Regions from separate parts of the Homo sapiens genome. Here region 2 is linked to region 1. A link is a contact called in ENCODE Hi-C or POLR2A ChIA-PET data. All regions are on one chromosome and are shown on one strand. Each heading gives the region's core, a stretch centred on a gene start or an enhancer-like site at or near the end of the contact. The rest is flanking DNA. Distances are from core to core; before and after follow the strand shown. Region 1 holds the start of NPDC1 (neural proliferation, differentiation and control 1). Region 2 holds the start of NRARP (NOTCH regulated ankyrin repeat protein).

The links. Hi-C counts contacts between places; a loop is a spot of excess contacts on that map. ChIA-PET counts read pairs that join two places held with the same protein, here RNA polymerase II (POLR2A). Pooled maps may share reads with other maps.
Region 2: a pooled map shows a loop between it and region 1 (2.5-fold over the local background). The contact joins the promoter of NRARP here to the promoter of NPDC1 in region 1. A Hi-C loop is called at or near these places in 1 of 50 pooled maps. POLR2A ChIA-PET finds 5 or more read pairs at or near these places in 2 of 52 experiments (B cell and activated B cell).

Annotation. Positions count from the first base shown.
Region 1 is chr9:137,042,528-137,048,092 of GRCh38, forward strand. It overlaps NPDC1 (neural proliferation, differentiation and control 1), which reads right to left and starts at 3,650. Exons shown (of 9, transcript NM_015392.4): 1 at 3,351-3,650; 2 at 400-546. The coding sequence starts at 3,462. RefSeq lists an enhancer at 3,715-4,384.
Region 2 is chr9:137,299,533-137,305,097 of GRCh38, forward strand. It overlaps NRARP (NOTCH regulated ankyrin repeat protein), which reads right to left and starts at 2,739. Exons shown (of 1, transcript NM_001004354.3): 1 at 99-2,739. The coding sequence starts at 2,396. The coding sequence ends at 2,052. RefSeq lists enhancers at 1-238, 2,038-2,956 and silencers at 1,597-1,646, 1,767-1,826, 1,897-1,976, 2,659-3,298.

The DNA.
Region 1 (5,565 bases), core at 2,400-4,899:
ATTACAGGCGTGAGCCACTGCTCCCGGCCTTCTTTTTTTTTTTTTTTTTTTTTGAGACAGAGTCTCGCACTGTCGCCCAGGCTGGAGTGCAGTGGTGAATCGGCTCACTGCAAGCTCCGCCTCCCGGGTTAAAGCAATTCTCCTGCCTCAGCCTCCTGAGTAGCTGGGACTACAGGTGTGTGCCACCACACCCGGCTACTTTGTATTTTTAGTAGAGACGGGGTTTCACCATGTTGGCCAGGCTGGTCTTGAACTCCTGACCTCATGAGATCCAACAGCCTGGGCCTCCCACAGTGCTGGGATTACAGGCATGAGCCACCGCGCCCAGCCGGCCGCTTCTTACAGGGAGAGGTTCATGCAGGGACATCCCCCCATCGACTTCCCCCTTTGCTCTCGTACCTGGAGGCCGGCGCATCCTGGGCACACAGAGCCCTTGCTGGTCCTCCTGGAAGGGCTGAAGGCAGGGCCCACAGGCATGTGCACCAGGAGGACACCTTGCCCGCCTCTTCAGGGCACAGTCCAGGCTCCCGGGACAGGCGGCTACATCTGGGAAGGAAGCAGAAGGCAGGGCCGGCTCACGGCCCCGCAGGGCTCGGCCCCTGCACACGGCAGCGCTGCCCCAGCCACCCGCCCCCGTCACCCCCCGAGCTGGCCGGGCCTGGTTCTGGCCATTGTTCTGGACATGCCCTTCCTCCCTGACGCCAGGGCTCAGAACCCGGAAGCGAACAGTCCTAGGACTTATCAGAACTACCCTGCCCCACCCCTCCCCAGGGTCCACTTCCAGGCCTGATAGAGCCCTCAGCTCAGAAGCTGAGTCTCGCCGTCCAGGCAGTGCTGAGTTCTCCTGGGCAGGGCCGTGCAGCCCCACAAGCCCAGCCTCCGGCCTCAACATGCCCCACAGCAAGCCAGGAACCCCGTCCAGATTGGGAGTCCCAGAGGGAAGGGCCCAGGTCTGTCTCTGGGGAGCAGCAAACGATGCCGCCAGCGACCTCTCCTTCCCGTGCGGCTCTCCCCAGAACCCGGCACTGACAAGTGTGCAGCCTGGAAGGGATGCTGCTCCTCCAGCCTCTGGCTTGTCCCCCAGGCACCGAGGACACCTAAGATGGAGTCTGCTGACCTCACTGGCCTCAGACACAGAACCCAGGCAGGTCACTCCCAAAGCCACCACACCAGGGGCTGCAGTCAGGGGCCAGGTGGCACCCGAGGGCCTCAGGAGGCCGAGGTTGGCAGTGCTGGGGATGGCAGGCCAGGCCCTAGTTCCCTAGTTCCTAACCACACTTTCATCTCGCTGATGAGGGGCCCAGGCCACGGTGCCAGCTGACACATGTGGCTAATCAGTCTTATCCTGGTGCTGGAGAACGGGGCGAGGGGGCAATGGCCCTCTGCCTCAGTTTCCCCTCTGGGATATAGCTGAGTTGCCTCAAAGCTAAGGAATGTCCCCAGTCACAGCAAGCCAGTGGAGCCAGGGGAACCCCAGCAGGGCCATCAACCCTGCCTGGGGAGTCTGCGGTGGCACCTCTGGCTAACCAGGACTCTTCCTCTCTGCCCAGCCCCACACTGCACACTGCAGGCAGGGCCACGGGGGCCACACGGGGCATCATCCTTCTCCAGACCTTGGTTGGCTGGTTTGGTTTCCTTGGTAACCTGACACTCAGGGCCCTCAGGCTGTCCGCCTTCCTTCAAGGCAGTTCCAGCAGCCGCAGTGGCAGGTGGGCACAGGAGCCAACGCCAGGCACCGCACACCCTCCACAACCTGGGGCAGCAGCCTCCAGTATCAGTGGGCCGGGACTTGGGCACGTTAAACATTAAACCTGTGCCAGCAGGTCCACCTGGGCCCACCCGCCAACTTGGCACCTGGGGAGTGAGGCAGTCCCCGCTCCTGTGCTGATACCCCACCGTCCACCACGCCAAAGGCAGGGGCCTGAGGTACAAAGCTGGCTCTAGGGTCTGGGTTCCAGGCCCCTCCTAGCCCTTTTCCCCAGCCCAGGAGCCTCCATCCCCCACTTCCTCCTCCTGAAAAGAGGTCGCAGGAACAAGAGCAGCTGGACGGTGGCTGGCACACCCCCCTCCACCCGCCAACGTCTGGGCTGCCTGAGGGCCCTCCCTTCCAAGCACTGGGCACTGGGAATGGGAGGAGTTGCCTAGGGAGGGCCCTGCCAGGTCTCCCGGTGAGGCAGACACGAAGCTGCAGAGGCCGGTGAACTGAGGACTGGCACCTGCCACCCACCCGGGCTCAGCACAGCAGCTGCAGCCCCGTTTCCTGAATAGGTGGCCTCCGCCTTTCCTGGCTGAGCACACTCTGATTCTCGGAAGCCTCTCCTGTTCATGCCCACCTCCCATCCAGGGGCACTGAGCCCAGGAGGAAGCCGGCCTCACTCTGGCCCCTTGAGGCCACACACACAGAACCAGGCTGCCCAGGACAGCGCCTCAGCTGTGCCACAATCCACTTAACTTCTCCATGCCTCGGATTCCTTGCCTGTAAAACGGGCTCACAGCACCTCTTCTGCAGGGCTGCCAGGAGTACTGTACGAATGCAGTCGCAAAGTCTCCCAGTTCAGTCCCCCCAGAAAAACGTCAGCTTTGCATCCTGGGTTCCTGCAGGGAGCTCTGCTCTCTGGACCCTCAGGACCCATCTGTGCAGGTGAGAGGGTGTCCCAGGACCCTGGGCTTATCACCCTCCTCCGGAGTCCACCTGCAGCCCTCAGTCCCAAAGACAGAATGCCAGTGCCCTCGAGGGCAGGGGATGCAGGCGGAGGCTCTGAGGCTGCAACAGTCTCCCTCCTATTGAAGCTAGAACAGCACCCCGAGCCTGCGCCATAAGTGCCCCCAGAACTTCAGCGCCCACCATGGCGCACAAGGCCGGTGCCCAGCGCCACCCAAGGCGTGAGGACAGGCAGAGCAGCACTGAGGCCCCGACCCCGGGACGCGCACCGGCAGCGAAGCCGGCGGGCACTCAGGGCCAGCCCCACACCCGCAGGAGCCCCGAACACGGAGACACAGAGACGCACACAGGCAGACTCCCGGCGGGCCCGCCCAGAGCCAGATGGCCGCGGCGCGGAGGCCTGAGCCAGACGCGCTCCCGGCGGAAGAAGCCATGAATGTAAGGTACGCCTCTGGGAACCGGCAGAAGCCCCATCCGGCGCGGCCTTTTGGAGGCTCCGCGCTGCGCCCTCCGGCCAGGCCTGTTTATTCCATCGTGGGCGAGGCGGGGCCCCCGCCACCAGCGGACCAGGCCTGCAGGGCCTGCGGGCCTGGGCAGGACGAGGGCGGCGGCGCCCGGCAACCCGGTCCCCGCCCGGCGATCCCGGCCCCGGGGCGCCCCGCGGCCTGCGCCCAGCGCGCTCGCTCACCCGGGTGGCCGGCGGCGGCTCCACGCAGGGCGGCGCCGAGGACGAGGCCGGAGAGCAGCAGCCGCAGCAGCCGCAGGTGCCGCGGGGAGGGCGGAGGCAGCGGCGTCGCCATCCTTCAGCGCCGCCGCCGGGGCAGCATGGCACCGCGAGGCCAGGGGCTCGGCGCGGGCTCCGGGCTCCGCGTCGGGAGCAGCGGAGGCAGCGGGGGAGGACGCAGGAGGAAGAAGAGGCGGATGCCAAGGAGGAGGAGGAGGAAGAGGAAAGGCACGGGCGGCGGCGCTGACGCTGCAGCAAGGATCCGGGATGGAGGCGCCGGCGAGGCGCGCACGCGGAGACTGCGCCTGCGCGCTCCACCTGAGGGGGCGGGAGGGCGGCTCCAGACTGCGCCCCCTCCCCCTGCTCCAGTTCTGGTCCCCTCTCCGGGCCTCGCTGGACCTCTCTCGGCCTCAGGGTGTCTCGGCACCTGCGGTCTCTGGGGCCGGTGCGGTTCCCAGAAGTCCGGCTGGGTTTGGGCCGCGGGTGGGCTTCTCCAGGATGCGCTCCCTTCTGGCCTCTTCCCGGTAGGACTCCGAGCCCCTCACCCGCACCCGCGATGGGGCAGAGGACCTGTGTGGGCCTAGCCTCGCGAGCGCACAGAGACACAGGAGCGCCGGGCGCACGCAGACAGGTGCTCACGAGCTGGGCAGGTGCACAGGAAGGCACAGGTGTGCCCACAGAGGCAGGGGCACCCCCACTCGCGGGAAAAGCAAATACAGGAACACAGAACGGCCCCGGCCCCGACTGCAGCTTTGGCTGGAGCCGCGGCGGCCGCGCTCAGTGAGGCCACCAGGGGGCAAGAGTGATCCGGAGCCACTGAGGACCGGAGCTGGGAGCTGTCCAAGGTGTTCAGGGTCCCCAGGTGACAGCCCTTTAGCTCCCTCAGGACAATGGGCATCTTTTTTTTTTTTTTTCTTTGAGACAGCGTCTCTGTCGCCTAGCCTGGAGTGCAGTGGTGCCATTTCGGCCCACTGCAACCTCCACCTCTCGGGTTCAAGTGATTCTCGTGCCTCTGCCTCCTGAGTAGCTGGGATTACAGGCGCGTGCCACCATGCTGGGCTAATTTTTGTATTCTTAGTACAGACGGGGTTTCACCATGTTGCCTCAGCTGGTCTTGAACTCCTGACCTCAGGTGATACGCCAGCCTCAGCCTCCCAAAGTGCTGGGATTACAGGCGTGAGCCACTGTGCCCAGCTGACAACGGGCATCTCTGATGCCCCCCTTGCACCTCACCTGTTGCCTCCCAAGAGCACGCCCACCCCATCCCACTAGAAACCTCCTTTGACTAGTCATTCAGAGAACAAGAGTGAGACCTCCAACCCGGGGTGTCCCCTTGGTCCTTCCAGTCTCAGAACTCCAAAGCTGGGGCTGGCTGCCCTCAGGTTTATCAAATGACTTTAAAAAAAAATGGTGAAGAGGGGAGGGAAGAGCAGAATAAGAACCACCACCCTCCTCGCCAGGGCACTGAGCATAGAGACAGTGTCTAAGCTCACTTCCCAGGAAGGTGAGGAGGCGAGTGGGCAAGACCAGGCCTTCCCATCCTGGAGAAAACTGGCTTGGGGAGGGGCTGCAGGGCCTGGCTGGGGCTGCAGGATGCCTTTTGGAGGTGCAGGACACTCAGTCCCAGGTGAGAAGGGCAAGGTGCCCTGTGCCATTGCATGGCTCAGCTCCACAGCCAGGTTCTGTGCAAGATTCCTGCCTATGGGTCCTGGTCCTGATCTCATCTCCCACCCCTGTGCCACCTCCTGATGTGGGCCTGCCCTCCCGCCAGTCTCTACCAGCACTGACTGCCCCCTAGGAAGCCGCCTGGCTGGCTGCCACCCACTCTCCGCCACCTCCCTGACCTCTACCCTCACCCCCAGGCTCACTGTACCAGGACCCAACCTTCAGTCTGGCCTTGGTCACCAACGCAGATCTGGATGTGATGGTTTTGGGGAACTCTGCTGGCCAGAGAAGACTCAAGGGCCCAGGAACATTCCCTCGGGCCAGCCATCCTGCAGCTACTCTAGGCTGCCACGGCACACCAGGGCAGCAGCCAGTGCCCCAGGCCTGGCTCCAGAGCAGAAGGCAGTAGGGAGGGATGGTGTCCACCCTCAGGACCAAGGGCAGGCCCGTGCGGCTAGAACAGCGGGAAGGTGGGGGCACAGGCCACAGCAAGGATGCCCCACCCCACAGACAC
Region 2 (5,565 bases), core at 1,489-3,988, 260 kb after region 1:
CAAGCCAAGCATTGTGCACCCAGCACCCACAAACCGTGTCACAGCCTGACCCTCGTCCCCAGAGAGGGTGTTCTGCAACTTGTGCCAAAGCCAAGAAGGACCAAGAAACTTTTTTTTAATATAAAAAGATCAATGAAAAATTTATTTATAAATTTTTCACGCTGGGCTACAGGTCAATATCGTACACTCAGGAATGTGCTGCACAAACTTTATCCAGTTAGCAGTGATCACCCCGTGACCCACACACAGCTTCGATATAAGCCTAGAAAGTCTTAACATTAATTAACATAATTAAAAAGGTATTTGCATCTAGAAAAAATATACAGAAGAACTCCTTGTGGAGTAATCTGTGCCTCCATTTCAATGTCTGCTTGTTTCACTGACATTATCAATATATTCTTCTCACACAAAGTTTTATAAAAAGCGACGGAGGGCTGCCCGAATACGACCAGCCACGCACAAAGGGCCTCCACCCACCTGTGTCCTCAAGTGCTCCCCATTTCTGCACGAAGGGTCAGCAGCACTTCCATGAAGGGGAAACCTCATTTAAATTTGAATAATTCAGCCTCCCTTTTATTTCTCAGGATCAAAACAACAAGGGGTGTGGGGCTGCATAGAAAATTGGAGCCACAGAAACCAGGAAGGGCGCCTTTCAGGACAGAAAGTGACGCAGGAGAACCTCCCCGGGCCCAGGTCTCGACGCAACCCCTCCCCCACGGCAGGATTTCGGGTTCGAATTGAGTCCTCGAAGCTCTGGGAGGCTAAAAAGGGGCAAAACGATCCTTCAATTAACTCAGCCATTAGCACAAGAGATTCACAGTCTTATAGGTATTTTATAAAAATATAAATATGGGTACACTCTGTTGCCTTCACAACGCTGGATACATCGCCCTTTAAAATTGGGTTTATAACCAAGATTCAAAAAATACACCTAAAACTTGGCTTAAAATATGTTAATATTTTATATTCTGTCATAAATGTTATGACATTTAATTGTGGCAAATCCATTTACTTTTTTTAAAAAAGTGTGCAACCGTTAACTATGATAGAACGCACTAGAAAAGGTAACGAACCTTCACCCACCCCCCCGTGTCCCCGCCACCCTCGAGCGCCAGCGAGCTTCCAGGATCCTGGGGAAACTGCAAAACAAGCCGGTTTGGGGGATGGTGGCCTCATCCAGGAGGGGCGGGGGAGAGAGGCCCTGGGGCTTCCAAAACTCACGGATTTGAGGGAGAGGGAGAAGGAGGGAGGGGGAACAGAACGGGGTGGGGAGGTAGACGCGGGGAGAAGGGAAGGGGGAGGGACAGCACGGGAACACCATCAGGCTGGGCGGTATTTTCAGTGCAACCAAGAAATGGTAGACTCAAGTTTTTAGTTTTAAGACTAGAAAAAAATGCATCACTCCCCCCCATAACCACATTGACCACGCAGTGTTTTCCAAACAAAAAAACCAGGCGCACAAACTCCACCCACAAATGTACACACACAAGATAAATAGTTTAGAACACCAGCAACAGCGAACAGCCGAGCGTCTCCTCGGCCGCGCGCCAGCGGCGCGGACCTCGGACCTCGGGGCTGCTCCTCGGCTGCAGCCGGCATCGGCGCGTCCCGGGCCTGCGGGCGGGTCCTGAAGGCGGCGGCGGAGCGCTCCGAGTCCGCCTTCGGCTCCCGCCGCCCGCCTTTCACCTTCGGGAGAAAACATTTTGCGCAGAGGATCCGGTATCTCGGGATTCCGAACTTGCTGGTTGCGAGACTCAAATTTCAAAAGGGGCTGGAGCCCGCGCCCCGCCCCCACCCGCGAGGCGGCGGGCAGGCGAGCGGGTGGGGGCCGTGGGAAGCTGCTCCGGCCCGGCCGGGCCCGGCTAGGCCGCAGGGAGGCGCTCGGCCGGCGGGGCTGCCGGACCCTGGGGCCGGGACGCACGCGCCGTATTCGCCGTGGCCACGGGCCTTCTGGCGGGGCCTGCGAGCCGGGCGCGCACCGAGGTAGTTGGCGGGAAGGTACAGCAGAGACGACGCGGGCGCAGGGCCGGGGTCCGGGGTCCCGGCGGGCATCACCGGCCGCTGGCCGCGTACTTCGCCTTGGTGATGAGATAGAGCACGATGTCCTGGTGGCCACCGAACGCGGCGATGTGCAGCGCGCTCCAGCCGTCGCGGTTGGCCAGGCGGATGTCGGCGCCGAACTTGACCAGCAGCTTCACGAGCTCCAGGTTGCCGTCGATGACCGACTGGTGCAGCGCCGTCTGGCCCTCGGGCCCGAACGAGTTCACGTTGAACTCGCAGTTGGTCATGTTCTGCAGCAGCGACTGCAGCTCCTGCGTGTTGCCCTTGCGCACAGCCTCCTGGAAGATGCGCTGCGTCTGCGGCGCGGAGCAGGTGGACAGCTCGGCCTGGCTCATGCTGCCGCCGGGCGCGGGCCGCGGGCCGGGCCGGGGCTCAGCGCGGGCGGCGGCTGCGGCGCGGGCCCCCGGCTGTCTCGGGGCGCGCCTCGGCGCATGGAGGGCGCGGCGTCCCCGGGCCCCGCACGCCGCCTCTGGGCGCTCCGGGCGCTCGGGGCCGGGGGTCGCCGCCGCGGGGACCCCGCCGCATCCAGCCGCGCCCGGGTGGGCGACGGGGGCGCGCGCTCGGCTCGCGGGGGCCGGGCCCGGCCGGGGACGGCGGCGCCGCGCGGTCCCGGTCCCTACTCGGTTCGGCTGCGGCTCCCACGCGGTCCCAAGGCGCCTCCCCACGCGCCGCAGCACTAGCTCGCCCGCCGCGCCGGGGCGCCTTTTACCTTCTTTATATTTGCATAACAATGGCAGCCCGTGACGCGCGCGCCGGCGGCCCCGGGATTGGGCCGCGCCCACATGGGGGCGGGGCGTGGGCGGTGCCGTGCGCAGGGGTCCGGGGGCGGGTCCCGGCGGCGGCGCGCTTCGCGGCAGGGGGCGCTGGTCGCCGGCAGCGCCTGGGCGGGGGAGGCCAGGTGGCCGCCGGGGGGGTCCAGCTCCGTCGCCGCCGCCGTCCGCGCGCCCCCCGGGCGCTCCGCGTCTCTTTGCGGTCGTCCCGCCCCTTCTCCCTCCGGCCACCCGGGGAATTCCAAGCTCCCTCAGCAGCCAGACCCAGGCCTTGCCCGGTACCCGAGCGCGACCGCCAGGTGGCCCCGAGGGCGGCCTCTCCCGGGCAGGGGGTTCGCGGGCATCTCAGGCCCGTGGCGAAGGAGAGACCCCTCTGAGCGGAGAGGCGCGCGGCGACCCCGGCCAGCCCGCGCCTCCGGGCTCACCGTCCACGCGGGTGGCAACTCCAGGCCCTGACGTGGGGCCTTCAGCCACGCGGGTCCTTCCCGCGCGCGGGCAGCCTCATGGCCGCCGGCTCAGCCTATGTGTGCCCCAACCGTACTGATGCGAGGGGCCTCCGGCCGGCCACCGCGGCTTCTATCGCCTGGCGGTGAAGGGGGTTCCGCTGTCCTCTCGGGAGGAAGCCCCGGGCCGGGGCGCAGCGGGAGGGTCGGGACCGCGGCCTGCCTCCCTCTGCTGCCCACGCACCAGCATGCGGGACACATAGGTCCTGCCCAGGTGAGCAGGGCTAGGTGTGGCGCCAGGGCCAGAAGGGAATTCTGAAACGCCTGGCTTCCAAACTGTAAAACCCATTTTTATTGACCACTCTAACAATTGACCGGGAGGCACTAGCAGGGGAAGCACAGCGCATTTCCTCATTAGAGTTTTACAGTTTACAACTCGCTGTGGTCGTTGGAAATTAAGGAGGAGTGATTCTCAGGCGCGGAGCAGGAGGCCAGGCAGGCTGGGGCTTGAATTCCTTCTGAAGCCAAGCCGGGAATTCCGCGCAGGCAGCTCTGAGCTCGGGCTGGGGAGACCCCCATGCCAGGCCTTGTCTGAGGAGGCTTCCGCCCACCAGCTCCATGTCCCCACATCCGGCTCCCCACAGGGGTGTGTCCCCACCCCATGCTGTGCCCATACTGGCAGGAAAAACTGGGCAGGCTCCCTTCGGGACAGACCCTGGCTGACCGGAGCAGGGTCCTGAGGCCCTGGGGTCCTCCTGGTGGGCTGGGAACCTCTGTCCCTCAAAGGCACAGCTCAGAGCTCGCTCTGGTCTTCCTGGGGCCGTGATCCCGCTGGTTCTGTTCAGCTCTCTCCTTTGGGCCTCACTGCTTCTCCCAGGAGCTCTCAAGGGGGCCACGGAGGGTGGAGGGGTGCTCCCCAATATGCAGGTGAGGACACAGTGGAGTCCCGGAGTAGGCCCCCAGCAGAACAGAGATGGGCGCTGTGGAGCCCAGGCCCGGGGCAGGGATGGCATGGCCTGGCCTGCCGTGCTCTGCTGGGCACCTTTGGCCTCTTAAGGAGGGGGAGCCGCTGGGCTGCCTGCTGGTCCCTGGTGCTGGCTGTGTCTCTGGACCTCAGACCAGGGCTGGGTGTGCAGGGTGCTCTGAGCTCACTGTCAGGAGGGCAGGAGCTCTGTCCTGGGCATTGATGGATTTTGTGCATATGCCCAGGGCCCAGCCAGGCTAGACTGGCAAGAGGCAGAGGGCATGACTGGGGGGTGGGCAGAGCCCTTGGTGCTCAACAGGCACAGGGCCTCCCCTGGAGGGTGGGTGGTTTGCAAACAGGCCGAAGCCCAGGTGGGCTCAAGCCGGGCCTGGAGAAGGCATTTGGCTATGCTGTGGGCCAGGAGCAGGGCCTGGGAGAAAGTGCCGTCGGCATCCGTGGCGGCGGCAAACAAAGGGGCCCTGTGTGAGCTCGGTGTGGGAACGCGGGGCCCCGCCACGGGCGTGAAATCGGCAGCGGCCCCTGGCGAGGGCCAGGCGGTGCGGGCGCCCCGGCAGGCACAGTGAGGCTGGTGTGGCGGCCCTGCAGGGCGGGAACCTACCCCCTGCCCGGGGTCCAGAGCGGGGTCAGGCAGAGGTGGTGGGGCCTGCCACGGCAGTGTGGCTGTGGCCCAAGGCAGGTACCCAGGCTCATCTGTGGGACTCAGAGGCTGGCCACACCACACTGCCCACAGGGAGTTCGCTGAGTGGCCCTGGCTCCTGCTCCTCCACCGTGGCTCCCAGCTCCCCTGGGCACACCCACGGCCCTGAAGCTGCTCCATTTGAGGATGGGAAGGGGGGAGGGGCCGGGGGGGCAACAGCTCTGAGTCAGCACTTCCCGAATGTTTGCTGAGGGACATCCAAAAGGTGGACATCTGTTCCAAATGCTGGGACACGGGGGTCCACCTCCAGCCACCCAGTACTTGTGCTCGAGAGGACCCCCTGGTGTTTGCCGGTGTTGCTTGGAGCCTTCTGCTGTCTGGGAGGCCCTGCCCTGGGACCTGGCAACAGGCTCAGCTCCGACTGTGCAGCTGGGCCCTGTCCTTCCTCCCCTGCCTGTCCTGAGGATGCTGGCCCCGGGGGTGCCCTGCCTGTAACCCACCTGCCCCCAGAAGGCAATGGTGGGGCCCCTTCTCTTTGCATGCACCCCCTTTCCTTCCTTCCCTGGAGGCTCAGAGCAGTGGGCAACATGGGGAGGGAGGTCTGTGCGGGGTGGCCGGCCCGCCTGGGAGGGCCCAGGGAGGACAGCGCAGAAGGGGCAGCTGGCCAGA